3 separate regions of the Mus musculus genome follow, and all the other regions are linked to region 2. Evidence: chromatin loops called from intact Hi-C (ENCODE). Cell type or tissue: left cerebral cortex. All regions are shown on one strand. Links, peaks and the distances in the headings refer to the core of each region. The heading gives the core; the rest is flanking DNA. Region 1 holds the start of Gm35204 (a long non-coding RNA gene). Region 2 has its middle 58 kb from the start of Cdc5l. Region 3 overlaps Supt3 (SPT3, SAGA and STAGA complex component).

Region 1 (10,782 bases), core at 2,759-7,758, 79 kb before region 2:
GGGAAAGGGCTGTTGCCTCACTCCTTGGAAACCCTTGACTGCAGCCCCGCTTACCCTAACTCATTCCCCCAAACAGGAGCTGTTATCTGGTCCTACCAGCCCGCGAGATTGCCAGTAGAGGGTCAAGGGCATTATTCGTTTCTCAAGCCAGTCTCGATGCTCCTGAGATTGAAAGAGAAACAAAGCCAGCCATGGTGCTGCCCACCTGTAATCTCAGTACTCAGAGGGCTGAGGCAGGAGAAGCCTCAAGTTCAAGGCCAGCCCCAGCTATGTAGAAAGGCCCTCTCAGAGCAAACTAAAACAAACAACAGAAAAAGAGGAACTCCCGCACATTAGACCAGGCCACCAGGTGCAAGCCATAACTGTCCCCAATTAAGCAGGACATATGTTTCCCCAATCTATGTTCCTCCTGGTTTCCCCCTCTGGACCTAGCCCAGAGTGCTGTCCATAAGACACGTTGGAAAGAAAAGAAAAGAAAAAAACCAGAATATTTTCGTGCTTGCTGGAAATAGTTCCCTTTTATCCACTGGGTCATTCAGAAACCTCCATTGTTTGAGAGTAGCCTACTTTTTAAGAGTCAAAGAAAGCCAGGGCTTCCTTGGTCTCCCTTTTAGACCTGGGTCACTGGTTTCCTTTATCAATCAGGAGCATGAGAAAATGGTGAGTCTTCCATCTTGGAGTGTATCTAACACATTGCCAGGCCTCGTTTCCAGTGCTGGGATTGAGGAAAATGGTGGCAGGAAGTCCTTGTGCTATAGAACACAGTACAGGTACAAGGGAAAAAATTAAAAAAAAAAAAAAAAAAAAAGGTCAGGCGGCTACGTGGGAGGTTGTTTCCCTAATCACTATTCACTCTTTAAATCCACACTCAGCTGCCAAGTCAGTGGAAGTGGGCCTTACTGATTCCCAGTTTCTCCAAGAACCTGTTGCTTCATCCCCTGAGCCATCTCCATAAGACACGTTGGAAAGAAAAGAAAAAGCCATCTCCAAGAGTCAGAGCTGTAGATATTTCCCTCCAGTGTCTCCACATAAAAGGTATCTAGTGCTACATGTCCCGTCCCGTATACCTAGCCCCCACCACAGTAAAAGCCTGCCTGGCTTCCATGCCCTCCTGAAGCTCATTTTCTAACAGGAAACAGAAAATAATCATGAGGTAAAAATATATTGTATGCTAAGTGAATGCACATTAAATGAAAATAGAGCAGGAAAGCCAGACATTATAAGTGGCGGCTGGTGACAGTGTGAAAGATGGCGGTCAGGGTGGCTCTCATTGAGATGTGATTTGAACAAGGGAACAATTTATTATGAACTTTTCCATGACCTTGTCAAAGCAGGTTTCTCCAGATTTCAGAGGAGCAATGGGGAGATGCCGGAGGACCAGGCAGCTCCCCACAGTCTCAGACAAGCACAGATCAGCACAGGGGCACCACCTGCCCACCAGGTCCCGCCTCACTGAAACAAGAAGAGACTGTGGAAGCTTGTTCTATGCCTTACACATCAATAATGAGCTGTGTAAAGCAGGTTGTCCCTGTCTGGCCAGCTGTTTCTTTTGACAGGAACCTCCTTGATCTTAACACATTTCCTCCATGGATATTTCTATCCCAAGCCAAAGGATAGCTGGTCATGTTGGAGCTCTTAAAATTACATCCTGTGTAAGTGGGCACTTTCTCTGCTGACCCACAAAGCAGAGGACAGAGGCCAAACCCATCACCAGCTGAAAAGTGGTACCCATGGGGCCGTGAATCGTGTTCTCTGGTTTTGTTTGTGACTTGAACACAGCCCAACAGCTTGAAGACAGACCTACTGTCAGCCCTGGGGCTGGAGTCTGTGGGACAGTTCCCACCAGCCAGCCCATCAGAAATGACAGACAGTAGCCCAATACAAAGGGACTGTCAGTGACGCAAAGGGTGTCTTTTGGGGGTCAAAGCACATGCCTGCTTAGAGGCACCATGTTCCTTGGAAAGCCTAAAAGGAAGGGAGACAAAGAAAACTCAACGTGAAGAGCTCGGTATCTGCTGGACGCTGACAAGCAAGGACAGATTCTCCTGTCCCCTGCATCTTGCCATCCTCACAGCTGTTTTCATTTTTGCCAGATGTGCTGGAATGCAAACGCTGATTAGAACCTGAGCCTGAGTTTGAGGCTTCAAACAGGACTTGCCCTCTCTAATTAGGGGACTGCAGCTCAGCAGCTGCTCAGCAAGTACCATGTGGTCACCACTTGCCTGGCTGCAAATACATCCAAGGACTCCACCTCCCTGCCTCGAGTAGACACTGCCAAGACTAGGCATTGCCTCCTACACCAGCGTCCCAAAGTCCTGCCTCCCAGGACCGTTGACCATCACCCTGCACCCTGGCACTAGAACACCTCAGCTCATCTGGGAGCTGATTCCCCTAAATTCAAGGACCTTCCTGAACCTTGTTGCATCTCTCCAACCTTTCCAGGAAGAAAGGCTATGTGCATGTGCGTGTGTACGCATGCGCGTGTGTTTGTGCGTGCATGTGTGTGCGTGTGTGTGTGTGTGTATGTAGGTATATACATATGCATATGGATGTCCTACACATATATGTATGTGTGTATGTATATATGTATACACGTATATCATATATGCATATATATGTGTGTGTGTGTGTGTGTGTGTGTGTATGTATGTATGTATATCATGTATGTTCACCATCACACTTAATTTCCACAGAGAAAAAGGTCGTTCTCTTCCCTTGGCACAGGGCTAAGATACAGAGGTCAGAGTTATGACCAAAATGTTCCACAGTAGTGACAGAGGTTCTCTTGGGCCTTGAGCAAGTGAAGCAATACGTGCAGGAAGAAACCCATGAGAGAAACCAGAAGGCCCCAGAGAATTACAGAAACCTTCACAGTGTCTTGGAATCTGCAGACTAGCTGGGCTTTCCTGCCCAGCCAAGGTCCTGTGTACTGCATCCAGGTAGCCATCTTGGGCTACATTAAGTAAAGAGCTACAGTGATCTGCATGGGGTCACCAAGTATTGGAACTAGTCACCCCAACCGCCATGGGGCTGGCCTCAGGCTGTTTCCTCTGAGTTGGGTAGCTAAGGTCCCTCATGAAGATGGAGGCATTTTGGGACCTTGTTCCTCCTCGACAGGCCTGTAAGATGTTCCCACTCCTGATTCTCCCACAGTGTCCCATCTTGGCCTGGGTTCTAATCCCCTTTTCAGTACATTTCATCCCTAACCTTGAATTTTCTAAGGTCTTTTTTCCATATTATAATAGTAATCATATTTTGATTTAAAAACAACAACAACAACATCAGGACACTGGCAACCTCTAGAGATGCAAGGGGAACTTGGAACAGCATCTCAGATGGTGGTGCAAACAAGGAACGTGTGTGCTTTGGCATTTCTCAATGCATGCCATTTATCTCAGTAAAATGTGATTTTGAAGCTGAGGACATTGCCCTCCACTGAGTTGGCTAAAGACTGCAGTGAGTGGAGATCCTGCAGGAAGAGAAATCTGCCTTCCGCTGTGCCCCCCCACGCCCACCACCGCTGTGCCCTCCTGTGGCTGGTGCACCTGCTCCCACGGCTCGGGACCAGGCTCCTATCTGGAGGTCCCACTTTCTTCTCCTCCCTGGCCACTCCTCGAAGTTTCTCTTCCCCTGCCTGCCCTCAGATCTCCCCACAGCCCACAGCCCTTCATACGGGCCTCTTCTATTCTATCTTTGACCAAAGTTGCTGACTTTCGGTTCTTGGTATTCAGATGTAGTTCTCTCTCTCTCTCTCTCTCTCTCTCCCTCTCTCTCTCTCTCTGCCTCCAAAACCCCTTTCTGGGTGTTGGTGACAGTCCATCTTAAGGCCACATGAGGTTGATATGACTGAACCTTGGCTCAGAAGGAGATGGGGGCGTTGGAGGGACCAGGACTTGAACCGATGGAGTGGCAGGGGAACAGTCAAGGTCACAGAATTGTGCGATGGGGGAGTGTTTGAAATAAGTGAAATTCCAATAAAAAGCCAGTGTGTGTGTGTGTGTGTGTGTGTGTGTGTGTGTGTGTGTGTGTACTGTTATCTGATTGTAAATTCCACATTGAAAAATCCAGACAACTCCAGAAAAGGGAGAAATGAGGGTCCCATCGTCCTGCCCCACCTGACACCCACAGCTGCTTGTTGTTCTGAGGCTGTAGACTGGGATATAAATAGATTAGCAGATGGCACACGGTGGGGGGGGGGGGGCACAGAAGTGGTCCGCAGGATGTAAGTAAGCGGTTTTTCAAGTCATGGATTTAAAAGCCAGGGTTATTCAACCTTTAGGGATGCTGAGACAGGAGGATGAGGAGTTCAGGGTTATCCTCAGCTACTTAGTAAGTTCAAGGCTATCCTGTGGTACATGAGACCCTGGCTCAAAACAGGAAAATTATTTGTATTGCTTTAAATATCTTTAGGACATGTTAATTGTACAAAGTGAGTGTTTTCGATGTGGCATGTCCACTCACGCACTATAGTCTGCTTTTACCCCCTGACCCCTCGCCACTGGCTTTTCCTTCCTCTCTCCTCGGCCCTAGTCAGTTCGTCTTTGATATTAAGAGTTTGAAATCTAACAGAAATTTTGTACCTATTATAGCCAATGTCAGTTTGAAATAATGGAGAAAACATGGGATTTGAGAAATAAATTAATATCATCAAAATTTTCAACTATATGAAAAAAATCCCAGGTCTGCATCCTGTCAGCAACCTGGCTGAAAGTAACATGGACTCAATTAGAAAACTCAACAACCATCAAAGAGGGAGATAAAACTGTTAAAGTGTTAAAGAAAGGAGGGGGGAGAGTGGTGAGAAGGGAGGGAGAAGGAGAGAAGGAAAAGGAGGAGGGATGGGGAAGAGGTTGGGAGAAGGAGGGAAGGGAGGAGAGAGAGAGAAGGAGAGAGAGAAAAGGAGGGAGGGGGAGGAGGGAGAGAGGGGAAGGAGGGAGGGGAAAGGAGAGAAGAAGAGGGAGGGAGGGGGAGGACGAGAGAGGGAGGAGGGAGGAAGGGAAACTTTTTACAACCTTATGGGCTGAGGGTGGCCCAGCTGAGCGGGTCTGCCACACAGACACAAAGTTGGGCCTTCAGCACCTATGTAAAAATCCAGGAAGAGCAGCTGGCACCTGAGATCCCAGCACTGGGGAGGCAGAGACAGCAGGCAGGAGGATCCCTGCGGTTTGCTGAGTCATGAACTCCAGGGTTAGTGAGAGACTCTGCCTTGAAAGAAAGTGGAGAAGAAACTGAGAAAGACACCCTAAAGCAAGCATGAGTCTCTGACTTCCATACAAGTACACACACATACACAGAGGGGGGAGGTGGAAAGGGAGGAAAGGAGAGGAAAGGAGAGAGAGGGAGAGAGGGAGAGAGGGAGAGAGGGGGAGAGAGAGAGAGAGAGAGAGAGAGAGAGAGAGAGAGAGAGAGAGAGAGAGAGAGAGAGACTCTAAGTCCAGAGGAATATCCAGATTATCAAAACAGATGATTTTAATGTGTGGAAAATCAAAATTTTTTATGCATGGCAGACACCCCAAAAAAGAAACCCCGAAATATCAAAAAGCATTCTTTGGAAAGTTTTGTTTTGTTTCTAATTTTCCATGTTTTCATTTATGCACAAATGAGTGTAGTACCTATAGAGGCCAGAAGAGGGCAACAGACTACTCCCCAGATTTAGGTGATTGTGTGGCAGAAGGTGCTGGGAAGCTAACTTGGGTTCTCTGGAAGAGCAACAAGTATTATTAACCACCTGGTCATCTTTCCAGACCAAAGAAAAGTATTTCTATAAACTAACTAAATATATCAAAATAGCAATGATTTCCACTGTAGCTCAACTCTTGATTAAAAAATAATAATAAAAGCAAGTCTTTCTGATAGATAAAGGGTTTTAACAGATCAGTAGGTAGAGGTAAGCAATGCAATACAGAAATAGGCAAACCATGGGGAAGAATGGGGCCTGTTCCCCAGAGTGCTCATGAGAGGGAAAGGATACATCTGCAGGGCAAGGATGAGGCAGGTCTCAATCTAGGGTGTTTGTGGCAGCAGCTTCCCTTTCATCTCAAAGGCTTGCTTCTAACTGAAGCAACAGGCTCCGTCCATCAATAAAGCCATCAAGACCTTATGGTCTCCAGGGTTACTGGGGTCTGCAGGTCGAAGAGGCTTTCTGACACAGACACAGCCTAGACACAGAGCAGCTTTCTGTTCCCGGATGGTAAGAATCGGCCTCCAGGGAGAGGGATATTGACAATGGCTCCCTCCTCCCCATTGGGTTCCAATGGCAAATCAAACTACGATCCCTGAAAACTTCACCCTGGGGGAAACAATGAGTTTATTGGTCTTATTTACAGAGCAAGGGTAAGGGGTAGCTTCCTAGAACATGGATGACCCAAAAGCAGCTCTTGAATGCCTTTACCAGGCCTGGATGGTGGCTTCCCTGTGACATCATGGCCAGATGGTGCTTCCATTAACCTCCAGCCTATGTGTCCTAGTATCTTGAGGAAAGCCTTAGACCATATGCAATTGAGGCATCACTTTATACAAGTGGAATGGCTGGAATGTCAGGTGAGGGACCAGGGACCTTCCTGCCCAGTCCTTCTGGGAGCAGGTATCAGTAGTCAATGGGCCTCATGCACGGCTGAGCTGGTGAAAATGGAGGCTGTTTTGTTTGGAGGATGGTGTTCTATGACACGGCCCACAATAGCTGGTGACCCCACCTTTGCCACACAGGAACCTGGGGAATGGAGAGCACCGCCTTGGACTTCCTCCTAACTTCCTTGGGGTCCATTAGCCTCTTTACTGCTGTGCCACATGCCTTGATATCCAGAAAGTTTCCATTCACCCGGGCTGTTCCAAGACTAGATGGAGTCTAGTCATGTGTGGCACAGTGAAACACAGATCGTGGAGAAATCCTTAGAAGTCCCACACTAGTCCCCTGGCTACGTGTGCCACCCTGGACTCATCCTCCAGTCTCTCCGTTGTCCTGCCTGCAGTAAGCCACGGCTAGGAAATCCTAAGATGATGGTGTGTGATTTAAGAGTCAGATCAGCCATAACAGCAGACCAGATAAGAGAGCACCTAGGAGTCTTGGACCTTTGACCTCTGACTCCTTTGCCCAGCGTGGCTAGGATCATGTGACATTTCTGCAGGGCCATGTGACCCAGGAAGGACTGTCATATACCTAACCACATGTTGTTTCCTCCTCAAGGTACAGAGTGACTTCCAACAGGTATGAACTTGTACAGTCTTGTGAGAAGGCCTTTCATTAGGATGTCTCAATCTTTCTCTGTCAAGACCAGTGATCCATTAGGAGGCCAACCCAGCACTGAAGGTGAGTATAAGAAGCTCAGGGGGCTGAGTCTATGGTTCAGTCTGGAAAGGGCTTGCTTGCCACACAAGCGTGAGGAGCTGAGCTTGGATTCCCCAGCAGCCATGTAAAAAGCTTGCCGCCGTCTGTGATCCCCTTGTTCTGGGGCCTGCAGGCCAATTAGTCCCTCCCAACCAGAGAAGAGAGCAAAGAAGAGAAGGAGGGGCTCTCCAGGGATGAAGAGGTGAAGTGGAGATTGAAGCAACCGCTGTTTCCTCCACCCCATCTCTGCTCAGACCTCACATCCCCTCCTGCCCAGAATAGCCTGGGGGAGGGGACGGGAAGGGTGGGGAAACAAGCTAGCTCTCAGTCACAGCTGCTCCTTGCTGCCCCAGGCTGGCCAGCTGCTAGGGGCTGCTTCCTCTCTACCCGCCACCCTGGGAAGGCAGCCGTTTCTGTCCTCACATGTGAAAGGGGTTCCCTCCCTCCACATCCCAGGTGAGCCTCTCTGACCTCCTACATCCCAGACCACCCAGTCTCTGTAGCCCCTGGGGACCCCTTTCCCCTTTCACAGCAGAGAGGAGGGTCATCTCTAAGATCCAGAGGCTCTGGAGGGGTGACCATTCTCCATTCTCAGGGTCCTCCTTCTACAGACATGGCCCAAATGCATACCCTGTATTTCTCTCTCCCCAGCATGGCTCCCGAAGACAGGACTCATACAGCCTGCAGGCAAAAACCACAAGCCAAAGTCAGAGCCTCCACTAAAGCCCTCGGAGGGGGCGGCCTGGGACCTGGTGGGGGCTGGGGACTGATGTCTGGTCTCCAGAACTGTGAGAAACAAATGTCTGTTTCTTTAAGCTACCCATTGTGTGGTCATTTACTGCATTCAGTAGTTCCTGGCATACATAAGCGTTCCATAAATAGTAGCAACAATGACTACCAGACTTACTACCGGACCTGACTATTATCTCAACCCAAATTTCATTAAAAGTAACAATTACTGGAGTAAAATTATCAGCCTGTTTTGCTAAACCGTAGGGACATCTCCCAGGTCCCACACTTGTCTGTATACAGATGTCTCCTAGAGCTTTCCAAAACAAAGCGAGACTGACTCCTTCTTGCCATCCCACCAAGGCTGTGGGTGGGTTGTCTTGTCTCCTCACCCTTAGAAGGTGGGCTCCTCATCTGAGCCCCGCCCCCCACTCTAAAGCTTGGTATAGACAGGAGTTTAGTATGTAGTGCCGACTGACCTTCAACCCCAGATCCTCCTGCCTCAGCCTCCAAGAAGTCTTCACTTTGCCTCACCCAGCTGGACTGAACAATTTCTGGTGATGTCTCCCTGAGCTGCACATCCCTGGCTCTTGCCAAATGAAACTAGCCATCTTCCCTGAATTCGCTAAGGCTCTCTTGTTCCCTCACCCAGTATCCACAGTGTTTCTGGAGCTAGGTGTTACCCTACTAATTCAATGTGCCCCACTTTTACCCCCTTCCAAGAGCCAGGGACTCTGTCCCAACATCCTAGATGGAGAGATAAAGGGCTCTTAGTCTCTGAGGCTCCAGTAACTAACTCCATTTCTACTCTCTGAGGTGATGCAAACTAGTCGGTCCTCCGTGGCTCTGTTTGCAAATAAGAGTTAACAAAATCGCCAGGAGCGAAAGCCAGTCTGTGTCCAGAGTCCTCTCTGTAATGCACATAAAGAAAACATCTTCCATGCAGTTTGAACTGCTGAGTCCTCGTCATTGCAGAGCATAGGAACATCTTTTCTCAGTGACACCCTCAGTGCACAATTTCATGGCACTCAATAGTCCCTTCGAGAGAGCAGGCAGGGCTCGTCATCCCAATTTAAAAGAAAAGGAAATCAAATACTAGAAATTTTCTTTAACTAATATTTTTAAGTCTGCTCTGCACGTCAAGTGTTAACCCCAGCTCCATCGCATCTCTTTGCATCTCTGCACATCTACATCGGCCTGTAGATAAGAACAGTTGACTCCAGAAAGGGAAGACTCTTATCCGACGTTATTCACCTGGTCGGCATCAACGACAGGATTTGAACCTACCACCCTGACTCCCTATGCAAAAAGCTCGTCAAGACCCACATCTTACAAAATAGTCCAGAAGCAAGCACAAGCTTGCAGAACACCTACAGAGCACCGGCTCCCACAGAGATGGGAAAACAACTAACTAACATGCTTGGCACAGGGGTCTGGACCAAACTCCAACAAGGCTGTGACATAGCTGTATGGACTGAGAGCACTTGGTGACTAAAAACCGTAGTTCCTATTACTCATTAATCCACCTAATTAACAGGAAGACCAAATATGATTTCTGCTTCAGAAAACAATCAGAATCCACAACCTAAACCCATGTGATTGAACTGTATTCGTCCTTTTCCTTGTCATAACAAAATGCCTGGCAATAGCAACCTAAGGAAGAGAAGGTTTATCGGGTCTCACAGTCTGAGGGACTTTCAGTCCATGCTGTCTGGAGTGATGTGTGAGGCAGATGGACACATTGTATCCAAACTTGGGAAGCAGAGGGAGAAGCAGAGGGAGATAGCTGGCCCATGATTCTCCCACCCCCACCCCACCATTCCATTCTGCTCAGAGCTCCACCATTTTGGAACAGTGATATCCCAAGTTCCAAATAGGTCTTCCCGTCTCAACTAACCCTCCCTGGAAACACCCTCAAAGACATGGCAAGAGATGTTGTTTCCTAGGTGATACTCAATCCAGTCAAGCTGACCATCCAAAATGTAAAACAAGGGTCACATGACTCTGGGTTTGGAACCAACCCCCTGTGAAGTTTCACGGCAAATGTTTACCTTGGTTCTCTTGCTGATGAAGAGTGGCTTGTGGTCAGCTTTTCTGGAGTGTTTTTTTAGCTGCTAGGAGGTCCTGCACATTCATGGGAGAATAGGAAAAGATGAGCGCTTACACAGTCATCCGGTCTCAGCTGCTTAGAACCAAGTGACTTTGAGCAAATTCTCTCTCTTTTCATCTACAAAAAGAAAATTGGACTTTTATTCCCATCGCGGGCAGTTAAAAATGAAGTGATATCTGCATGTCTATAAAAAACAGAATGACTTCTATAATTCTAGCTAAGACATGTGAAAACCATTTCTTGGTGGCGATCACTCCACCTCTGTGGCCTTTAGCAGTTCTAGTGATGATGAAAGCATGTGTAGAGACCCCAAAATCCCAGGTCCACAGACTCCACTGAGAGAGAGCATCTAGCACTGCAAGAGACCACAGGAGCAGAACCACTGGCCTTGTGCTTGGCTGTGGATGCAAACCTCGTGCAACTGACAAAATGCACCCCCCCTCAAATGCAGTGACCTCACCAGGATTTCAGGGCTGTGATTGCCGAGAAATTATGTGGACCTTCTTCATGTTCTGAAGGCTGTCAGTTTTCAAGTTCTAAACCCTCCTTACTTCCTGTTAGTTCACAAGTCCTGGCGGTCATCTTGCCCGCTGGGTTAAGATCGATAATTTTAAAGGGG
Region 2 (10,782 bases), core at 2,040-7,039:
AGGTATTCCCTGTGGCTCTGTGGAAAGCACCTTCCATGTGTCAGAGAAAGCAGGGTCTTGAGCATAGCCGCCTTTATAGCACTCCCCGGATTCCCACTGGGAAGCAGTTACATTCAAGAAAAACTCTGCTAAGATGTACCTAAGATCTGATAAGCAGCAAAAACTCACTGGCCTCTCCAGGGCTGGGCTGCTGACTGAGTTCAGTGCAGGGAAGGGGCGGGGGGGGGGGGGGAGATCTCAGCATCCCGAAGCACCTGCTTCCCGACTGCAATCCCCATCCCAGCACAATAGGCAGGCATAGCAGCCTGTCAGTGTCCCAGTGCTGGGGTTGGCAGAGAGAGGCATGCCCAAGGCTGACCATCTAGACAAGTTAAATCTGCAGTCCCTGCATGGAGCCAACACGTCTGCCCCTGCTGAAGTTCTGTTTCGCTGAGATTCCCTCTTCATCAATCTTTTCACCCAGAGTGTCACCCTCAGTGGGCAGGTCTTGGCTCCATATAAAACCAGGAGGAACAACCAGATTAATTCACACTAATGTGACTGGCCGAGGGGCAAAGCCTGTGAGCACAGGACATGAGCCAGCCGGGAAGCCTGTCCTGGCTCCTAAGCCCCAGGAGGCCCAGGGACTACCATGTCCCTCTAAGAGGCATGGAAGACAGCAAGGTGGCTCTGGATGGTAGAACCTCCCCAAGGAGACTCTCGAAGGGCAATTATATCAACACAGGGACGCCTTTGTCTTGCGCTCAGGCCGGGTTCCCACAAGCGACTGAAATAAATTAGAGCCTTTTCAACGAGGGCGGTTGAAAGCAGCCCTCTTGGAAAAATCTCAGCAGCTGTGCTTTATGGGATTATAACTAGTAGCAAAACACCCCAAACCACACAATCGCCTGCAAAGGGGGAAATCAAATCAAACTCAACATTGTTATAGACCTGGAAAATGTCTCCCCAGGAAGTCAGGCCTGGGAGCCTGCTCAATGTTCCCTGCCCAGTGGCTCAGGGAGACAGGCGCTGCTCTCAGGGGGTCACATGTAGTTTGTCTGTACAGAACAAGCAGCTAGAGCCCCCAACAGACACCACACACAGGCAGACTGAAGTCAGGGGACCCGGCCCAGGGCAGGACGTGATCACCCCCGGATGTGTAGGAACCCTAAAAGTCCCTGTGTGCTGAGCGGTGCAACCCAGATAGCAATATGCAGGAACATCCACTCTCTGCTGACAAGTCTCTAAAAGTGAGCAGGTTTAAAAAAAAAAAAGCTTGGGGCAGTGGGGCGGGCGCCGTGGGGGTGAGTGTGTCCCATGGCGTCCTAGAGACAAATATGAGCTGCACTCCCTAGGAAGATGCTGCAAGCATCCGTCCCAGGATAAATCTCTAACTTAAAAGGTTGGCATGGAATAGCAGCCAGAACCCTGGTGGGCTCCTTCTCTGCCACGCCCCAGCTCCGTGGCCTCCAAAGAAATAAGTGAACCTCTGTTGTCCTAGCAATAAAATGGGTATCTCCATGTCCTCTGTTTTTCTAAGACAGGGGTCGGGATGATCAGAATGCTTCGGGTGAGAAGCAAAAGGAGATGGAAGTCAGAACAGGACTGTGTGGTGGGAGCAAGCTGGTCAGGGAAAGGGTAAAGAGAATTTCCCCAACTGACAGCCATGTGCTAGCATCTTGACGAGAAGGAGCCAAGCTCCTCCACACACGTATCCTTCGGCATGCATCCAAGCTGTGCACTGAAGGATACTCTACTGTATGCAAATTCTACTTCTGTTTGTAACGCTAGGAAGGGAAGTTTAAGTGCTAAGAGAACAAGAAGGACACGGGCCATAAAAGGGGCTTTATGGCTGCTACAACCAAGACAGCCCAAGTCGATAACATTTCATGTCACCTCGCATAGGATATTATTTTCAAGTTCGGGTCCGGTTTTAGAAAACACATAAGTTTGTGTCTAGCTCAGACTGGCTTGGAAGGTATTAAAGAGAGAACAGTCATGAGATTCAGAGTGCAGTCAAAAAGTAATAATATTTGGGTTTAGTTTGGTGAGTTGGAGCAGTGCTTTCCAATTCGGGGTCATGGTTCGGTTGAGTTCAAGCTCTTGTTGGGACAGCCCAGTGCAGGATGACCTCCCGGGACAGTCCTCACACTGCCCTCCCTGCCTGATTGGCCCTTCTCAGCCTTCTCAGCACCTTCTGAAAGAAGCGGGAACTTGAGAGGAAAAGAAAACAGGGTCCCCACCCTGGCGCATGAGTAAAAGGCAGAATTTGGCCTTTGAGAAGACAACAGCCACCAGGTGGAAGAAAACCAGTGATCTGCACCCAAAGTCCCCGGTTGGGGGCTGCTGTGCCCTCCTGCAGGTGGGGGGAGGGCTAAGGGATGGGGAGCTTGGCCCAGGCCCCGGTCAGAGCCAATGTGAACACATAGCAGAGCTATAAAGACCCCGTGTAAGGCCCACATCCTCCCGGGCCACCCTCATCCACTGAGGGGGCTTGTTCCTTCCCAGCCTTTCTGGGCATGGTCCTCTGTCCCAAGGCGTCCTCTCTCGGCGCATGCACAGAGGAGCTGTGACTTTCTCTTTAGTTCCCACGACTCTAAACAGGAGCTGGAACAACAGGCAGAAGACAGCTCAGAGCTGCTGATGGAAGTTTCCAGAAAGATCGTTGGTGTGGCATGGGAATAAACCTCCAGGAACACCTGTGAGAGGAAGGAGTTACCTCCTCACCTGGACTCCTCAGCGACTTCGCTCTTCTCCCTCTCCTCCCCAACCTCTGGGTGTCCTGGCTCATTCTGGCCTGGCCCTGAAGCTCAAAGCCAGGCCTCTCTTGGCTACACTTCCCTGTCCCCTGTAGTCTGCATCACCTTCCTACTCTCCATCAGCCTCAAGGGTTAGATACACTTGTGCATGGGTGTATATATCCCCTCAACACGCCCTCCCCCCCCCCCGGGACTTTCCCTGTCCTTGTTCTCCTGAGTAAGATGTCTGGGTGCTCCCAGGTGGTGCTGACAGCTCTGTGCAGAGGAACCAGCCAAGGAGATATCTCCAAGTCAGAGATATCTCTTCAGCTCACTCTCCTTCCTGACCAGTCCTCTCCAAAGGTCCTTTATAGAAACAGGCAACTGTCAGCAGGAGCGCCCTGTGCCATTGTGCCACTGCATCCATGTGTCAAACTAAGGAGATCAGGGCAAGCATGGCTCCTGTGCAGACTTGGGCCACAAGAGCCATGCCCATCCAGAGAGGGCATTTTTTTCTGTAAAGAATTAATTCTCACCTACGAAAGCAACAGTGGCCACACCCAGAGCACATGGACACAGGAGAAGAGCTGGCACTCTGACTAGCCATCTTAATAAATGTGTCACTTGTCCTGATTGAAGTGACGTGTCATCGTTCTTAAATCAGGGAACAACAAACTGGAGGGATGTGTGTGTCAACAAGCCACAGGACACAACACTCAGTCTAGGCATCTCACCAAGTGCCCAGGGCTGATTTTACAGAGTGTAGGGCCTGATGAGTCTTCATTTTGGACTTCGGTATCTGAGTGTCAGTCCAAGTACACACAGTGTCCTGGATCCAAAATGGATCCTCTTTCCTTCCCCATCTGTGTTAGACAACTTGCTTAGCAGCTCTCTGACACCTCCGCCCCTCTCCCGCCCCCAGTTTCTCCTGACCAGTGTGGCTGGCAAGGCTACCACCAGTCTAACTTACAGGAGAGGGACTGAAAGTTGTTGATGCCCAGACCGCTTGACCTGGCAGACATGGTGCTGGGAGACCTCCCAGCTGCACACGCTGTGTGAGGACACAGCCCCGCGGACCTCTATGGGGTCTTGGGGAGAAGAAGAAATGGGGCTCGCTCATTCTCTTAGACAGAAGTGCAGAGTGGGCAGGTTTCTAACCTGCTGGAAAGAAAAATCTCCCAATATATTTGGAGTGGCCTGCCTTCTGGGCGCCATGGTCCCCCGCAGCCTGGGCACCGTGTCTTGGGCAGCAGCGACCCCTGCTGGCTATAAGTGTGGAAGCCCTGAGGGAGCTGAAGGAGGAGAGGGGACCATCGGACAGCCATGTCTCTCTACCCTCAGACATGTGGCCACTGCTCCAGACCAGTGAGAGCCTTCTCCATGTTTTGTTTTTTTCAGGGAACACACAAAGCCCCAAGAACGGATCCCACAAAATATCATGCAAAGGCTCTCTTAAAACTGTGATTTTTCTCTGCTTCAGTCGGATAGGGTTTTTCTCCCTCCATAAGTCAGTATTTTTGCAGCTCATAGACATAATGGGATGTGCCTGGAGGACATTGGTTGCCTCCCTGAAAGCCAGCTGTTCATATTATAGGCTCACAGCAGAGCCCACTCTATAGTGAGGCTTCCTTGTCGCCCGTGGCTGTCAGTTCCCAAGGCCAGCGGCTACACCGGTGTGCAGTTGTGCAGGGGAGGCTGGAAGTGAGATTAAGAGAGTGGAGGGGGCTGGAGAGATGGCTCAGTGGTTAAGAGCACGGACTGCGCTTCTGAAGGTCCCGAGTTCAAATCCCACCAACCACATGGTGGCACACAACCATCCATAATGAGATCTGACACCCTCTTCTGGTGTATCTGAAGACAGCTGTAGTGTACTTAGATATAATAATAATAAAAAAAAAAGTGGAGGGGACACGGGCTCACAGCAAGCATTCCAGAAGGTTCGAAAATACCATTAGAACAGACACTGAACACAAATTTAAATAGATGTCATTAGGCTCGCTGATGACAAGTAATCCTGATATTCTCCATGGTCCTAAAAAACAGCAGATGAGGCAAGAGAAATGGCTTAGTGGCAGAGGGTGCTGGCCACTCAGCCTGCTGACCCGAGTTCAGTCACTGAAAATGAGAGGAGAGAGAGAACTGACTCCTGAAAGTTGTCCTCTGACCTTGTCATAGGCACGCACACACACACACACACACACACAAACACACTAGATGATAGATAGATAAGAAAGGAAGAAAGAAAGAAAGAAAGAAAGAAAGAAAGAAAGAAAGAGAAAGAGAGAAAGATAGATAGGGATAGATAAAAATGAATGGATAGATAGAAATGGATAGATAGACAGAAATGGATAGATAGATAATTTGATAAATAGATGATAGATAGATATCTAGATAGATAATAGATAGGTAGATAGAGATGATTGAAAAATGATAGATAGATAGATAGATAGATAGATAGATAATAGATAGGTAGATAGAGAAGATGATTGAAAAATGATAGATAGATAGAGTCTACATAGATATCTAACACCATTTTTCATTTTACAAAATATGTCTTCCTAGTCCAAGAACTGAAAAATCTTCTGGGATGGCTTAAGGAGAGTTTAATAAATTGTTTCTTCATAAGACTGAAGGGAAGGAAGCTAGCCAGGGAAGACAAAGCACCCAGAGCCCCCAACCATCTCTAGCCCTGAAAGAGAAAGGGAAGAGGGCTGTGTAGGAGGGTCACTAACAGGAAGAGACCCCAGCAGAGGGCTATGGCTAGCAGCTGGTCCAGCAGGAGCCAGAAAGAGGAATGAATGTCCCAGTAACATTTCCCACCAACACAGGCCAAGCAGCGAAGGAGCCAGCCTCAGGGCCCAGAAACAGGAGCAGGAACTAGGGCAGCCCAGGCAGTGGTGATTCGAGGACTCTTGGGGCGGACCCCACGGAGCTCAACTGTGACAGTGTTCACATTGGAGGTTGGGGATCATGGGACGCCAGGAGAAGGGAATGCACTGGGTTTTTATTCATAGACTTCTGTGTCCACGTGTCTATCAGTCAGATGGAAATCCACCCTCGCCAACAGCAGTGTTCTGTTTGGGGAGCAGTCCTGTGGGAAGAGCCCCATGCAGTGCTCGGTGGTCTGAATGCTTGTTCTCACCTCCTTCAAGAAGCCCTGCCTCAGAACCAGTGGGATAGCTAAATGACAGAGCACTTACCTAGCAAGTAAAGGGCTTAGGTTCCATCCCCAGCATAAAAAAAAAAAAAAACCTGAAGGCACAAGGGAGATGCTCAAAGTATCTGTCGGGCAAACATAAGGACCTGAGTTCAGTCTCCAGAACCTATGTTAAAAAGCTGAGCACGTGGTGGACACGTGATCCCGGCACTGGGGAGGTGGGGAGGCAGATCTCTGGGGCTTGTTCCCGCCGCCCCACTCCCCAGTCTAGCTGAATCAGCACCGGGTTCAGTGAGAAACCTTGCCTTGAAACAGTAAAGGGGAGAGCCATAGAAGATACCTGATGTGACCTCCGGTCTTCACCACATGCATGTAAACACGCGCGCACACATGCGTGCATACACACACTTCACGTAGGCATAGAAGACATGGTCAGGATTTGTGATCACAGCAAACTGATCCCTTCCTAGGCAAGGAAACCTGAGGTGTAAGTTAGGTGAGGTTTCCCTGGGGAGCTGGCCTCATTCACTCTGGTGGACCAGAGCTTCGAATGGCAGACATTCTGTCAGTCACCCGGGAAAGCAACATGTCGAACCCAACACCCTGGAATTCATAACTTTGTAAATGCTTCTTCTTCTTCTTCTTCTTCTTTTAATTTTTTTTTTCATTATTAAAAAGGGGGGGGTGGAAACAGCTTAAGAAGAGCGCTGGCTTCATTTCCTGCCCTCTCCCGATCGCAGGGGCAGGAGAGGTTTCCTTCAGTGGCGCAGGTTCTGTTTCCGTTTGGGGGAGGCAGGCCCCCCAGGGAACAGCCCCCTTTAGGACTTTCCATGGGTTGAGAAATCTAATCCAGTGTTTTGCAGCCATCATTTAGCAGAGAGCTGTCGTCTGGGTGGTTTGTTCAAGCCCTATGCTGCCTCCACCTCCCTCCCTCCCAGCCCCTGAGGACCAACTTGGTGACTCTCTTCATAGTTATGAACTAGCAGATCTGCTAAAACTTAGGAGGCCTAGGCTAAACCAAAACGTTTTTCAAAGAAACACTTTCCAGTCGAGAAAGGTAATATCCTAGAGGCCTGCCTGCCTTCCTGCAATTAACTAGAACACCACCCAGCACAGCTTTTGTTGGCTGCCACTTCCCATGGAAATACCTCAAATGCTTTTCCTCAGCCCTAAAATGGAACCTTTGTCTCTTTCCTGTTCAAGCCACAGAAAGGCAGTGGGACCAGCGAGCCCTTCCTCCACCACCCACAGCAGCCAGCGCCAGTGGACTGGCTGCCGGGTGGGCTCCAGGGCCAGGGCCAACCCCCAGGCCAGAAGGGGTGCTTGCCTGGAGAAGGCCCTACTTGTCAAACAGACCCTCCAGCTCTGGGAACTTGACCCAGGGCCTGAACCCAAAGCCCAACCCACCACCTCCTGGTCTGTACAGAGAAACAGAATTCTGCTGGGTGGTTGAGAAAGGTGATCGGTGCAAACTCCTGACACACGGTAGTTGTGGAGACAGGATCTCTGCTTCCTGCTGGAAACTTGTTAGTGGAAATTCTGGGGAGTCCCACCAGAGTCGATGCATTACTTGGGAGATTCAGGTTCCCTCTTTGAGGTTCTTAGTCCACAGCTGGAAGATGGAGAAGAGGGAGAAAAAAGGCCGTGCTGTCTGAGTGAAGCCAGAGTAGAGATTGACAGGGATGAAAGGAAGTTTCGGAGAAAGTTAAGTAAGGAATGCCCAAGGCATTGACGAAAGCAGATTAGAATGGAGATGAGCAGAAAAGCAGGAACTAGAGGGACAGGGGTGGGGAAGGGGGTGTACAGTTCCCAGCAACTATAGTTCCAGGGGATCCAACACTCCAGGGCTTCATGGCATAAATGCATGCAGACACACACACACACATATAACATAAGTAAGAATTAAATAAACTTGTTCAAGTTGCTAAGGACAAATAACACCTTAGATGACTTTTTGGTGTCTATGTTTTTTTTTCCCCCAAAATGCTGCACAGCCAAGCCCAGTGAACCCAGAACTTGAGAAGCTGAGGCAGAAGGCTTGAAGTCAGCCTGAATTATGAAGCAAGTTATGTAGCCAGTCCTCATCTCAAAAATTAATGAATTAAGAAAATGTCATACAGCAGTTGAGTCTTTCAAAAAAATAATTTGGCTAATCCATATTTTCTCGGAGGAATTTTTAAAAATTCAAACCAAAGCATTTACAGGGCAGCCTTGCTAGAGTCAGACACGACAGACAAGGCAGTGAGGTTTGTCTGATGAACTGCGTCTACTGTAACTTGGAGGATCAAGGAGATTATATTTTAATTGTTAATTACATACTAGACTGTGGGGCTTACCATACTGCTATACTGCTCCTGAATACACAGAAGGCAGAAGCAGCCTAGACACCCATCAGCCAATGAACAGATAAAGAAACACGCGATGGGACCTTACTCAGCCAGAAAGAAGAGTGAAGTCACGACATCTGCAGGAAAATGGGAGGAACTGAAGGTTATTATCTGTAAAATAGATTCTTTATTTATGTATTTTATGTGTGTGAGTACTCTGTCTGCATATATGCCTGCACACCAGAAGGAGGGCATCACATCCCATTATAGATGATTGTGAAACATCATGTAGATGGGAATTGAACTTTGGACCTCTGGAAGAGCAGCCAGCATTCTTAAGACATAATCTGTCTCTCCGGCCCCCCAGAAATTATTCTTAAGTGAAGTATCCGAGATACAGAAAGACAAATACTGCTGGCTGATTGACTAGTTGGTTAGCTGGCTAGTTGGTTGGTTCATTAGTTCACTGGTTGGCTTGTTGGTTGGTTGGCTGGCTGGCTTGCTGACTGATTGGCTGGTTGGTTAGCTGATGGATGGATAGATCGATGGGTGGATGATGAATGGTTGGTTGGTTGATTGGGTAGTTGGTTGGTTGACTGGTTTTTGAGACACAGTTCATTCTTTAACTTAGGCAGTCTTGGAATCACTGTTACTCTCTAAACCATAGTGATCCGCCTGCTTCAGCCTCCCAAGTGCCGGAATTACCACACCCAACTTGTTTTAATGTTTCTTTCCCCAGTGAATGACAAGGCTGACATCTTTCCTCGTGTGTGTTAGCCACTGAGATATGCTCCTCTGCGAACTTCCTGTTCATCTTTTTTTCTACTGGGCCATCTGCCTGTCCTTTTTCAGATGCTACCATTTACCATCCTGAAAACGAAGTCAGTCGGATGGCTCTCGTCCTTTGTGGTCAAGGGGTGTGGAGTGGTGATCCATTTTAAGTACACCTCTCTGCCTGAGACCTTAAAAATAGCCTGCTGGGGTTTTTTTCTAATGGTTTCAGGACTTGTTTTTCATGTTAAGTCTTTAAAACAACTGGAATGTGTTATTGTGTAGCGTGTATATAGGAAGATAAACAGAAAAAAAAAGGAGACTTTAGAAGACAGTTGAAAATAAGTATTTGAGAGAAAAGTGCACAAAAGTTACGAAAATATGTCTGAGTGTGATAGAGTCTCACTATGTAGCCAGGCTAGCCGGGAACTCTTGATCCTCCTGCCTCTACCTCCTGAGTGCTGGGATTCCAGGCATGCTCCACCACCCCTGGGCCCAGCTATTTCTTCCTCTTTCTGGTTGTCACTCTGCTGTGATGGTCTCCCACTATAATTCAGAATGGCTTCAAACTCATGGTAATCCTCCTGCCTCAGTCTCCCATCTAAGTGTACCATTGTGCCTGACTCACACAGCACTGTAGCTGTGAGTGAGCCAGGGACATGAGTGCCAGGAAAACAGTGGAGAGGACCTAGCAAGACAGCACGGAGCACAGCAGCTGGAGCAGGCCCTGGGTGGAAGACCACAGTGCTCCATATCTGTAGGTGCTGCTAAGGGTGCACTGTGGACATGTAGGCTCCTCCCTACCTTCACTAACAGCACCATGTGGATTGCCCTTGTTGGTTCATCTATGGGGAACAAGGAAGGTTAACAAGTTCCTACCATGGGCTTCTGGACAAGTGAACAATCTCTTCTTCCCTCCTCCCCACCTGCCATGAGAATTGGGGGGTGGGGGTGGGGTTGTGCAGGTTCCATTTCTAGGGCTGGCTTAAAATGGTGTGACAAGATGTATTAGTCATCTTCAAAAGGACCAGAACTGATGGGTGAGTATGTATATTAAAAGGGAATTTATTAGACTGCCTTGCAGGATGTGGTCCCCGCTGGTCCAAAACTGGCTGCCTCCCCAGGGGAAGGGGGAAAGTCAAGAATCTGGTAGTTGTTCAGTCGGTGAGGCTGGATCTCACTGTAACAGATCTCAGAATGACAGTCCCACTCTGCTTCTGTCGCCCTAGATGGTTCCTGGAGAGATACTCGTCTTCAGTCTCCATCAGAATCCTGAAAAAGCTGGATTTAATACCAACCACAGAAGCAGGACAGATGAACTTGCCAGCAAGAGTAGGAGCAAGCAGGTAGACAGCAAAGGCGTCTTTCTTCCATGTCCTTCCAAGTGGCTGCCACTAGAAGGTGGCAGATTCAGAATAGGTCTTGCTGCTTCAACTACTCCGATAAACTGATGAAGAAAATCCCTCCCAGGACTCCCCAGCACCTTGGGTTTTAGTTGATTCCAGATGGGGGCCACATCAACAACGAAGATTAGCCATCAAAAGAGGACACTCTACTCTTAACAGGAAACTGCTTGTCCCCAGACTGTGACAGCAAAAGAAATACAATACTGAGAGCTTGTGGTGTCAGACACAGAGCTGATTGGAACTACAGTTCTTCTAATCTCTTCCTCAACTGTAGCTCTGATGGGCATTTCTCACGGCCCATCCCTGAGAACTATGTCCCTGCTTTGGCATAGTAGCTACAGGGCGTGAGATCCACTGAGGCTAATGGACGTTGAAACCCACTTACAAAGACCAATGCAAAAAAC
Region 3 (10,782 bases), core at 1,894-6,893, 290 kb before region 2:
TTAATCCTTGAATTTCGGATAGAACCCTGGGAGAGTTGTTGGCATCCTTTGGTCAACACGTTTGTCAGGGTATTTTCGTTTTTCAGTGTCCTTCTAGGGTTCTGTTAAGCAGTAACTCATTAGCAACACGGTCGGCATGGTTTAGTAGGAAGCTTTACCACAAAGAGGCTCTGTGTTCCAGTTGCCAGGACTTAACACTTTTGTGACAGGGCTGAGAAAGAAAGCTGCTCAGAAGGGGAGACTGGGACACTGTTTACTCTAAATATTGGACCTTCCATCTGAAGGCTTACAGAGGCTGAAGAATTGTTGAATTTGGAGATTTGGAAATGAAAATCTCCAGTAAACTCTAAAAACGTTCCCACCTGAAAAATAAACTCTGTTTGCTTCCACGAGGATTCGCCTTGCAGAGCTCCGAGCAGTGGTCGGTCCTTCCTTCATCATAAACACCCACGAGGAAGAGGCTCAGAATCACCCTCTTCTGGAGGGAGCAAAGCAAGCCGCCTGGCCCAGGCTAGCATGCAGAGAACAGACTGTTAGTTACACTGAGTGGGACGGGCTCGCTCCTCTTTAGATCAATCTGTCTTGGAAGCTGCATTTGGTTAGAATCATGAAAGCCTCAGAGACCCAATCCAAATTCACCTCAGCAGTGTCCAGAAGTGCTGGGAACTCACAAATTGAAATCTCCTTCAACTTCACATTATTTTTTCCCTTTTGCCTTTAGCTTCATGTTATCAAGCTATTGGTGATGATGATGATGATGATGATGATGATAATCATACCATACAGATTTTTTCTGTATTCAAGCAGAATATATCTCACAGCCATTGTCACTGTGTAGAGAGGGGTTATATACAGCAATATATAAAGCAAAGATATCAATCATTAAGTCTCTAACAGCAATAGAAGCAGGCTCTGTTAACACAATTAAAGAAAATTGTGCTTGGTGCCTTCATATGTTCCTGTCCAGGTGACTGTCACTCCATCATGACAATAGACAGAGTATAAAACTCTGCTTTTCATTCCAGTTGTGGATCAGCATATGGATGGGCTAACTTAGAGATGGGTTCGGGGCATGATCTGGAACTGTATGGAAATGCTGTGGGAGTGCACGTGCGTGTGGGAGTCGGGAGAGTGTATGTGTGGTTTGTGTGTATGTGTTATATATGTGTGTGTATATGTATGGTGTGGTGTATGTATATATGTGTGTGTGTGTGTGTGTGTGTGTGGTGTGGTATGTGTGGATTAACCTATCTTTTACTTAAGTCTATCAACTAGCATTTATTCTCCAGCTTACCTTTGTTTCCAGCACATAACCTAAGTTCAGCTAAATTAACAAGAGATTATCAAAACAAAGAAACTCAAAGGTTCTCTGTATTTACCTCCTTCTTTCCTGATATGTGGTAAAGGCAGTAATAAATGGTACCTGCCTTACAGGGTTGCTGTGAAGGATGTGGGTAGAGTAAGTGTCCCCTGAGCCCTCTGGAGGTTCGCTGAGATGAGCTGACAATGAAGGAACAGAGAAAGGGCATTTGGCTGTGCTGATGCACATAAGCATGCTGTGCACGATGGAGACTCGTAAGAAGGAATGGGGGTTTGAAGCTCAAACATCTGCTTTGAGGAAGAGGATCACATGGAGTAGGAAAGGGATAAGAGAGAGTAATGAGGGTAAGCACGATGAAAGGACAGAGTGCATTTTATGAAATCATTTTAAAAAAATTTTTTTAAATACCTTCTGTGCCGAGAGGTGGCTTGATGGTTAAGAGCACCTGCTGCTCTGGCAGAGGACCCAAGTTCAGTTCCTAGCATCTACATGGTAGCTCACAACCATCTGTAACTTGGTTCCAGAGGTCTAACACCCTCTTCTGACCTCTACAGGTACCAGGCATGCAAATAATATACAAACATACTTGTAGGCAAGATGCTCGGTTACGTTTTTAAAAGGCAGCGGGGGTTAGCTTCAGAGGGGATAGAAGCTACCGGAGGATGGGAAGTGTCTATAGTCAACTTTAGAAGAGCAAAGAGGATGGCAAATGAGTTTTAGGAGAAATTAATAATCTCAAAGAAGATAGACCCCAGAGCAAAATGTTCTGAGTGATGCAGGTTACAGCAAGCTATGGAATAAGACAAGTAGACCCTCACTGTGAGAGAAGTCTCTGTGGTTACAGGGACCTTTAGTTCTCTTCTCTGGTACTTTGAGGAGATTTCTGAGGAGTAAGTTTAAGGTCATGAATGTTTTCTAGAAAACAGGCCCTTGGATATAAGGGAACATCAGCATGAGCCCCACCATCGTCAGCAGTGAAGACTAAAAGGATTTGATTCTAAGGCATTTCATAAGGCCTTCTGCTTCAGGTTCCCTTCATTCAGAGTGTCATACTTTGGGGTATCGTTTTAATGAGCCCTAACAAGGACTTAGAGTAGTGCTTAGCACATAATAAGTATTTAATCAATTTAGCCTTTACAGGCAGTGTCGCCATTATGAGTGTGTTACTACATTTTCTAGTGAATATTTATTGGCATCTTGACAGGGTGTCAGGTGTTAGTGTCACATTTCTGAACATGCTTTCCCCTTGTCTAATGAGGCTATGGGCAAGGATGGGGACAGTTCTCATGTAGGCTTAATGGTTACTGTGGAAATCCAGTTAAAGGCTAGGAACAGTGTCATCTCTTCTGTCCTAAAGGACTAGTGGAGTTTGGGGGACACAAAAAAACAGAAGGAGCAAAGTCGGAACATACACACACACACACACACACACACACACACACACACACACACACACACTAGCCCAGTTGCTATGGATTCTTTTTTTTGTTTTCTCTAATGGAAAACAAGCCAGTGAATGCAAATGATTGACAGCAGGACCAGGGATATGGCTCCCTTGCTTGCCCAGTGCATGAAGACCTGGATCCCATTCTCAGCCCTGCATAGCTGGCTGTAATGGTGCATCCGTATAATCTCAGTACTGGGGAGGTAGGGACAAGACGAGCAGAAGATGGAGGTCAGATTCAGTTCTGTAGCGAGTTCAAGGGCAGTTTGGGATATGTGAAATCTTAGTCTCACAAAAGAAAATGAAGAGAGGCCGAGCAGCCAGGTCTCTCCATCTAGGTTGTTCACCTTGGTGAACGGCCCTTTACCTCACACCCCACATGGATCAGGAAGAGTGTCCTGTCTTCGTCTTCCATCCTCTTCCTAGATTAGACCTCCATGCCATGGCAGTGGTCTGTGCTCCATAAGAGAGTATGTAAGTGCTTTCTATCTCTTGTTTTGTCAGAATATCACATAAAGGAAGCAGTATGGGAGAGAGAATGCTCAGACAATGGAAGCAAAAATACAACAAGGGCGCTCCACCGAATGCTGGGATTTTTTATAGAAGGATATTTCTTTGAACTGGAAATGGCTTTACTGCTCAACCCAAATGTTTTGGGCTAGTTTATGGCATTAAAATGTTGACAGAATTGAAATATATATCTTTCTCTCATATTATAGCACACCTAGTTCTCCACTCATGAATGTTAAAGCAACCGTGACTTCTTTATTGCAGATTTTATTCTCATTTATGAGTTCCATGTTAAACTGTTAAATCAACGGAATCATCACCTTAGCCTTAAATTATCGCAGCACGTCATTAGGAAAAGCAGCACCATACATTTAATGGCTGCTTTGAAAAGTCCTGTCCTGTTGTCGTGCCCCATGCTTGTGCTCATGTGTTACTGCGTTTAATTTATAGGGAGTTTGTTTAATTTACAAGGAGCTGCTGCCTGTTTCCTGTTGTGCGTTGGTTCCCTCAAAGCCCAACTATTTGGTCATAGCCAGGGCTGCTGTCCTGTGAGTAGCCCAGTGAGGCTGACCCGATGTCAGTTGAGAGTACAAGTGCTAGAGAACTGGAGACAGACAGAAGCTGTGCTCCTGAAGGTGCAGGCCACTGGTCAGGGCACCGGGACTGCATTTCCATAAATGCATGAGAGAGTTAGGTTGCAAATACTTAAAACTGTTTATTTTCATTTTTGGCCCGATTTTGTAGCATTGAAGAAACCATGTCGAATGATCCTGAATATTCTTAAAGAAAAGGCACTTCTACTTTACATAATGGTTTGCATGTGTGAGCTCCCTCGGGCAGAAGCATTATAATTAGTGTGTAGTCTCCCAGAGAAGAGACTATCTGTCTTAAAGCTGTGATAGCCACATTCGACTGCCAGAGCTCAGGGCGGAATGCTGGGATTTTTGTTCAGGGATAAACACCACCCTCTCTTGACTGCCTTGGCTCAGGCTGGAGAAGTGAGAGAGAGCTAAGTACAAACAGCTTCCTTCCTCAGCGAGCAAAGCATGAGAAAGGTCTGAGCATCTTGACACCAGTAGCTTCCTTTTCACTCTGCTTGGAACTCTTTGGGCAACTTTTCAAAAAGGCAGACGATACAGTAAAAGACGGCCAACCTGCCATTCTCCTCATAAAGTAGCAGGTCAGCAAGACTCAATGTCTTCTGAGAACAGCCATTTCCTCCCTGGAGACCTGAGGGCATGCATAGCTGTCACTGCCACTGTTAAAGATAGTCAGCTTGTGGAGGCTTCATGGCACACAGTGCGAAGCTCCTTAGTCTTGTATTAAACAAGAATAATGAGAGGATAAATGGTTGGCTGCCTTTTAGACAGATCAGAAGGAGTGGGGAACTCAAAGGCTGTCCTTGAACCAAAACAGGAAAAATAAAACCCACATGTGCCCACTGTAATATGTGTGTGTGTGTGTGTGTGTGTGTGTGTGTGTGTGTGTGTGTGTGTGTGTTAGGGTTTCTAGTACCATGATCAAATATCATCACCAAAAACCCAACTTGGATAGGAGAGGGTTTTAATTCAGCTTAACAACTTACATGTCACACTCTGTCACCGAGGGAAGTCCAGGCAGGAACTAAAGCAGGGGGCACAGAGCAGTGCTGTTTAAGGACTGCTCCCCATGACTAGCTCTGCTTGCTTCCTTCTATATCCCAGAACCACCTGCCTAGGGAGGATACCGCCCACAGTGGGCTGGGCCCTCCCAAATCAATCATTAATCAAGACAGTGCCCCACAGCATTGCCAATAGGCCAACCTGATGGAAGCATTTCCTCAATAGCCTATGTCAACTTGACATAAACTAGCCGGTACAGTGTGAGACCTGTGGGTGTATTTGATACCTTATACCCAGCTGCTCCCTGATCACAGATGTGCCCTCCCCATCACAGTAGCCTTTTCTATGGGGTAATGCTTGAGTCACTCCAGTATATAAAAATTTGAACTACCTGAGGGTCAAACTTAGGGGCAACATGCAGAAACCATTCTACAAATAAAGAGGGTGGTCTCATTAGGAGGGCAAAAGGAGACAGACCATGCTGCTGCTTCTGTGTTGTGTCTGCTGGGTTTGTTTCTGAGTACACTGGGGATACCCTGTCTGCCAGCCCATATCTGTTTCCATGAGGAACATAAAGACATGAGAACCTGCTGCTTTGGGAGAAGAATCTGCCAGTCCACACTAGCCAGCTCGAGAGATGGGCCTCCACAACAGAGGGTGAGCAGAGCCAGTGTGTGGGCTTTAGTGACCCTCAGAAAGAGATGGGAAGAGCTGTAAAGTCAGAAAGCATGCATTCTTCCATGATGGTGAGCCCTTCCCAAATAGCACGAGGACTGCAGCAGGCACAATAGGATACTTAGATAATGAGTTATGTACTGGCTTTCATTCTAGCAGGTACCTTGACAGGGACATGTTAAATTAAATTGACTTTGTATGGTGTGTGTGCTTACACTCACGTGCTCACCCATGCATACTCACTTGCCACAGCACATATGTGGAGGTCAGAGGACAACTTGGGAGAGTCAGTTCTCTCCTCCCACCATGTGAATCCTGTGGACTCACAAACTCAGCTCATCAAACTTAGTGGCAAGTGCTTTGCCCACTGAGCCAGATCATTGGCCCAAGGACATATTTTTATGTCCTCTTTCTTCTGTCTTTTAGAGAGGGAAATACTATCTTTTTTCTATGGAGATCTTGGAATTCAAGGGATAGAGATAATAAGATTGTCTCCAAGATACTCAAAGACAAGTCATGTTTCTATCCTACACAAAAATCTTTGACTTGAAACAGTTATCTAAATGGAGCTGTTTCTCTGTACTTTTCATTGTAAGGAATAGTTAAAAGCCCATGTTAGATGTATTTGAAATGCTTACATTTTTGCTTTTATGTGTTTCTGGTCCTGCATAGAGACTAAACCATAAGAGTGTGTACACTGAATGGATCACTGAGTAGAGCTGGGTCCAAAAGCGACAACGACGTAAAGAAAGGGTAGGAGGAGTCTGGCCTAAAGTATAGTTGGTTGGGGAAGGGAAGAGGAGACTTAGCAAAAGAGGGGATCTGAAAGGGGAAGAATGCAAGCTGGAAAAGATGACAGTGACAGGAGCTTTGTCTAGTGTCACTGGTGATTGTTTTTCCTCCGGCCTCATCTTCTGAGCCTCTTTCTCCCTCACCAGGAAACACTGACAGCTGAAACAAAACTCTTGTCATGGCTGAGAAAGGCAAGACATGGTGTCTATACCATGAAACAATGTCTGAGAATATGGCTTCTCTGTTTTATTTGGCACCCAAACGTAGAGGAAATCCACTAGGGCCTCATTTAAGCAAGATCTTTGTCTCGGGGAAACTTGCTAGAGAATGATAACATCAGAGTTATCTAAGTCCATTTAGGGCTTGAGGCACAATCTTTTTGTGGGAGTAATTCTAGGTACATTTTGTCAACTAAACCAAAGAAGGGACCATAATATTTTGTAACCTAAGCTTCGAGTGTATTTTACTACAGGATCATGGTCAGTAAGCCATGTGAATTCATTCTGTCACATCTTGCTTGTGGGTCTTAGCCTTTAACAGCTGAACCATCTTTCTAGCCCATTTCTCAAAGATTTAATTCAAATAGTAAGAAAATAAAAATCTACTTAGAAGGCATTATGGGCAATATTTTCCCTAATTTCTTCAAGGAGACCTTGTTCTGTAAAATGATGGCTCTTTGTAAAGATGTCACATTTTTTTCTTCTCAGAGAACGAGTAGCTTGGTCAGTCAATTTGAGGTTAAATTTATTTTCCCATAATTGTGTGACTGTCTGCACTGCCATATGTGCAGTGGATCAGCAGCCCAAGTCTGGTTGGTTCTGTCAGTCAGGAGAGTCCTTCTAAGACAGCTATTCCCACCCTTCCTGATGCTGCAACCCTTTAAGACAGTTCCTCATGGAGTGGTGACCCACAACCATAAAAGAATTTCATTACTACTTCATAACTGTAATTTTGCTACCGTTGTGATCGTAATGTGAATATCTGATACGCAGGATCTCTGATATGCGGCCCACCAAAGGGTGGAGACCCACAGGTTGAGAAACGCTCCTCTAAGAATACCTATTTACTAGTAAGCAACTCCATTTGCAGATCAGTCAGCCAGCTCAAAGGTCTTTAGCAAGTGAGCTGGCTCTATCCCACTCCTGTATTTAGGTAAATGTCATCTACAGATGTTTCAGACATTATGTAAAAAGCATTTTTACAGGTATTTAAAATTATTGAGGTTATTTCTGTCAGGTAAAGCTAAAGACAAAGCTAGTCTCCACATGGGTTGTGTTTAAACTTTCATCCCATGAGCTAAGTTCATGCCTATATGTATCACCTGTCTGTTATCAACAGCTACATTGTCTTGAGTTCCCACAAAAGACTTGCTCCCAAGGGTACAGTTTCCATACCAACAACTGTTAGCCATAACCTACATGTGTCTCTGCATGAGCCAGTAACTTACTGTGAATATAAGTAAGATTCTTATGACTGAAGGAATCAAAAGCCATGAGATAGATATAGCTGCACATATGAGGATGGGATATATATAGATATAGATATGTCTGTATCTTTACACACATAAAGGTCCATTCATTGATTTATTGATTCATATCTAGATAAAGAACATGTAAGACCCAGAACAAAATAGCCCCAGATTCTCTTGACAAAGAGCCAAATAACTGAAAAAAAGAAGTTCAGTATTTAGTCATACCTTCCAAAATTCATTTCTGCTTTCTCAAGAGCTTTTTGTCTTCCAGCCACAGAGAGTGAGCAGTCGGAGCGGGTGGATCATTTTATTTCGATTGCTTCTCCAGCACTAGCCCTGAGGGACAGACTTGATGATCTAATGGGTCTTTTCCATCTCTAATATCTATAATTTTGGCTGTTCTGTGGCAGCTTCTTATTGCTTTAAATAAGCCATCTTAATTTAAAAAACATACATCTGGATTTGACCTGCCTAATATATGTCAAGACATGTGTGTCCCTCTAAAATCTCCCCAGGGACTTTCTGAGAGACATAAAGAAACTGAACAAATCAGAAAGGAAAAGAAAATAGGAGCGGGAAGAGGCTATGAGTCAAGCAATTTTGTGTTTATTTTATTTAAGTTTTTATTTTTCAGTAATGAAACTATCCCCTAGGCCTCCTTAAATCGTTTATTGGTTAAAATTTAATCTGAGCCCAAGTGTATTCTTACTTGAGCAATTTTTAACTTTAAAATTCTGTTTCTTGGAAGTTGGCCTTCCATTAACTACAGTTTGGTTCCCAGACTCCGTTCGTCCTCTCTGACCAACTCTTGGCCTTAGATCCACTCTGCAACTTCTCAGACTCCACAGTCCAAGAAGTAATATCTATGCATTGTTCCAGATGTCAGCCAATGGGGCTCTGGGCCAGGCCTGCTAAGAGCATCATTACAAACATACAGTCACTGTCCATCTTCTCCCTAGCTAAACACCTCGCCATCACAATGCACTGGCTTTCGTGCATGTCCCACTGTGTATCATCCAGTTCTGCTCAGGCCTCCAACCTGTGCCGAAGAACTAGCCTTTATTTCTTCTTGGCCAGTATTGTTCATTTCTTACAGAGGTCTTGTGATCTGTTTTCAGTTAATATTTTCTCCTGTGTGTATATAGTTACTGCCTGAGATGATTCTGTCGACAGGAAGAACATAGGACAGTGTCTGTGTGTCTTGTCCTTGAGTCTATTCTTGTCTTCTTTGAAGATGAATTCACCTTGAATAGTTACATTCTCTAGCTGTTTCTCTAGATTATTCCAGTTAGAGGTGGATCAAACCAGGGTAGCAATTGAGGTTTATTTGGAGCGCTCATGCGCACTGGAATGAAACAAATACAGTACAATTTTGTACTGATTCATTCAACAAGTGTTTGCTGGCCATGTGCCATTTCCCAGGCACCTCATTAAAGTACATTAAACCCATGTGTTGATATTCAGGGTGTCAGCTACAACTTAGTTTGAGTTAAAGTTAGTCACAAGATATCATTCGTTTCAGTTGTTTACACTAAAATGACCTTTTAAAGAAAGCCAGGCATGCGGACACACGCCTATAATTGCAGATTGGAGAGTCTGAGGCAGAAGAATTGTGAGCTTCAGTACAGCCTGAACTACACAGTAAAGCCCTGTCTCAGAAAAACAAAAGTGAACGAATCAGCATCCTGATTCCTTCCTTGCCCGTGTATCCCTGAGGGCACAGGTGTGTAGTCTGAGGCAATGGGAACTGAGGCTTGGGCGTTAGGGAGACTGGTTCTGAGTTCCAGCTCACTGTGTCCGTGAGATGTAGGTAAGTCAGCTACCCTTCCTAAGCCACACTTTGCTCATTTAAAATCAAGGTAGTAACCCCACCTGCTTCCCAGATTTGCGCCAAGTTCCATATGAGGTGAGCCTATGGAAGAGCCTTGTCAGGAAACCACTGTGGGACTAAGCATGTAAGCATGTGGCTCTTGGTGCCAGCTGAAATGTTAAAAGCTAAGCAGTCAGAACACCTTTACTATCTCCCAGTCCTTGAGAAAAGGGCTTACTTATAAGGTAGCTCACAGGAAATCTCTAGTTTTCAAAAGCTGGTTGCAGGCTGGAGGTGTAGCTTAATGGTAGGGTACTTGCCAAGCATGACTGAGGCCATAGGTTCAATCCCCAACCCTGGACAAAGCAAAGCAAACAGCAGTTGCAGAGATCACACAGATGCACACAGAATATTATTATCATATTTTACTTATCATAAGGAGTAAAGCCAACAAAGAATTAAGCCTGAGAATGAACCTAAAAAAAGAAAAGAAAAAAAAAAACAAAAAATAATAGTAGTTTGATATTTTTAACCAAAATCAGTGGCTCCCTGCCCTGCCTAAGCATTCACATAGGATGCCATGTGGGGGGCCTTAGGTATTTTTAAACTCCCCAAGTGGCTCTAATGTCTCACCAGCCACAGTTGGGATAACACACTTGGCCAGGGAGATTTTTTAAAAAGAAGAAGACCTCTAGGAGTCTATAAAGATGGCACTGTGTGGCACAAAATGACAGCCAGTGGTAGATATGTACCTAATAAAATGGTACTAAAAATGACTGAGACCCATAGGCCTGCAGGAATAATAGAAGCCTTTGACTTTTGGCTCATCAGAACAGGACAAGGAAATATAGCAGGTTTTTCAAATATTCCATAATTATGAAGCTTGTATTTAGAAATCGATTTCAGCTACTGGAATAGCTGTTGAGTGGATTGTCTGGAATCAGACATTTGTAAAGAAGAATGCAAGCGTTCTTTTTACAATTCTTATTTCCTGGAGTATTTCTGTGATGCTAATCTGGGTTGTTGTACCCAGTCAGCTGACTGCCTTCAATGATACTTTGATGGTGATCAAGTTTGTGGAGAGAGCAGAGCTGGAAAGTGACGAGAAAAGGGACCAGAGGTCAAAGATGATGTTCCATAGCATGTCTCTCACTCAGC

Evidence for each region. A loop is a pair of places that touch in the nucleus more often than their neighbours do. Peaks named below come from ENCODE experiments on the same cell type or tissue, not always from the same donor. Only the 100,000 strongest peaks of a DNase experiment are listed, where the experiment ranks them.
Region 1: a loop joins it to region 2, with 2.5 times the contacts of the local background. A loop is called at or near these places in 18 of 42 quality-filtered maps.
Region 3: a loop joins it to region 2, with 2.1 times the contacts of the local background. A loop is called at or near these places in 4 of 42 quality-filtered maps.

Annotation. Positions count from the first base shown.
Region 1 is chr17:45,290,926-45,301,707 of GRCm38, forward strand. Gm35204 (a long non-coding RNA gene) reads left to right here and starts at 7,136. Exons shown (of 2, transcript XR_876814.2): 1 at 7,136-7,306; 2 at 7,976-8,293. In left cerebral cortex, for the core only: a CTCF peak has its summit at 5,617 (motif pointing right); no DNase peak of the experiment used is centred there.
Region 2 is chr17:45,370,432-45,381,213 of GRCm38, forward strand. No RefSeq gene overlaps it. Among named protein-coding and RNA genes, the nearest start is that of Cdc5l, 58 kb to the right of the region's middle. In left cerebral cortex, for the core only: a CTCF peak has its summit at 3,980 (motif pointing left); DNase peaks (open chromatin) are centred at 3,716 and 3,965.
Region 3 is chr17:45,077,950-45,088,731 of GRCm38, forward strand. The region is part of intron 11 of Supt3 (SPT3, SAGA and STAGA complex component); the gene reads left to right. Among named protein-coding and RNA genes, the nearest start is that of Gm35097, 64 kb to the right of the region's middle. In left cerebral cortex, for the core only: no CTCF peak of the experiment used is centred there; a DNase peak (open chromatin) is centred at 4,209.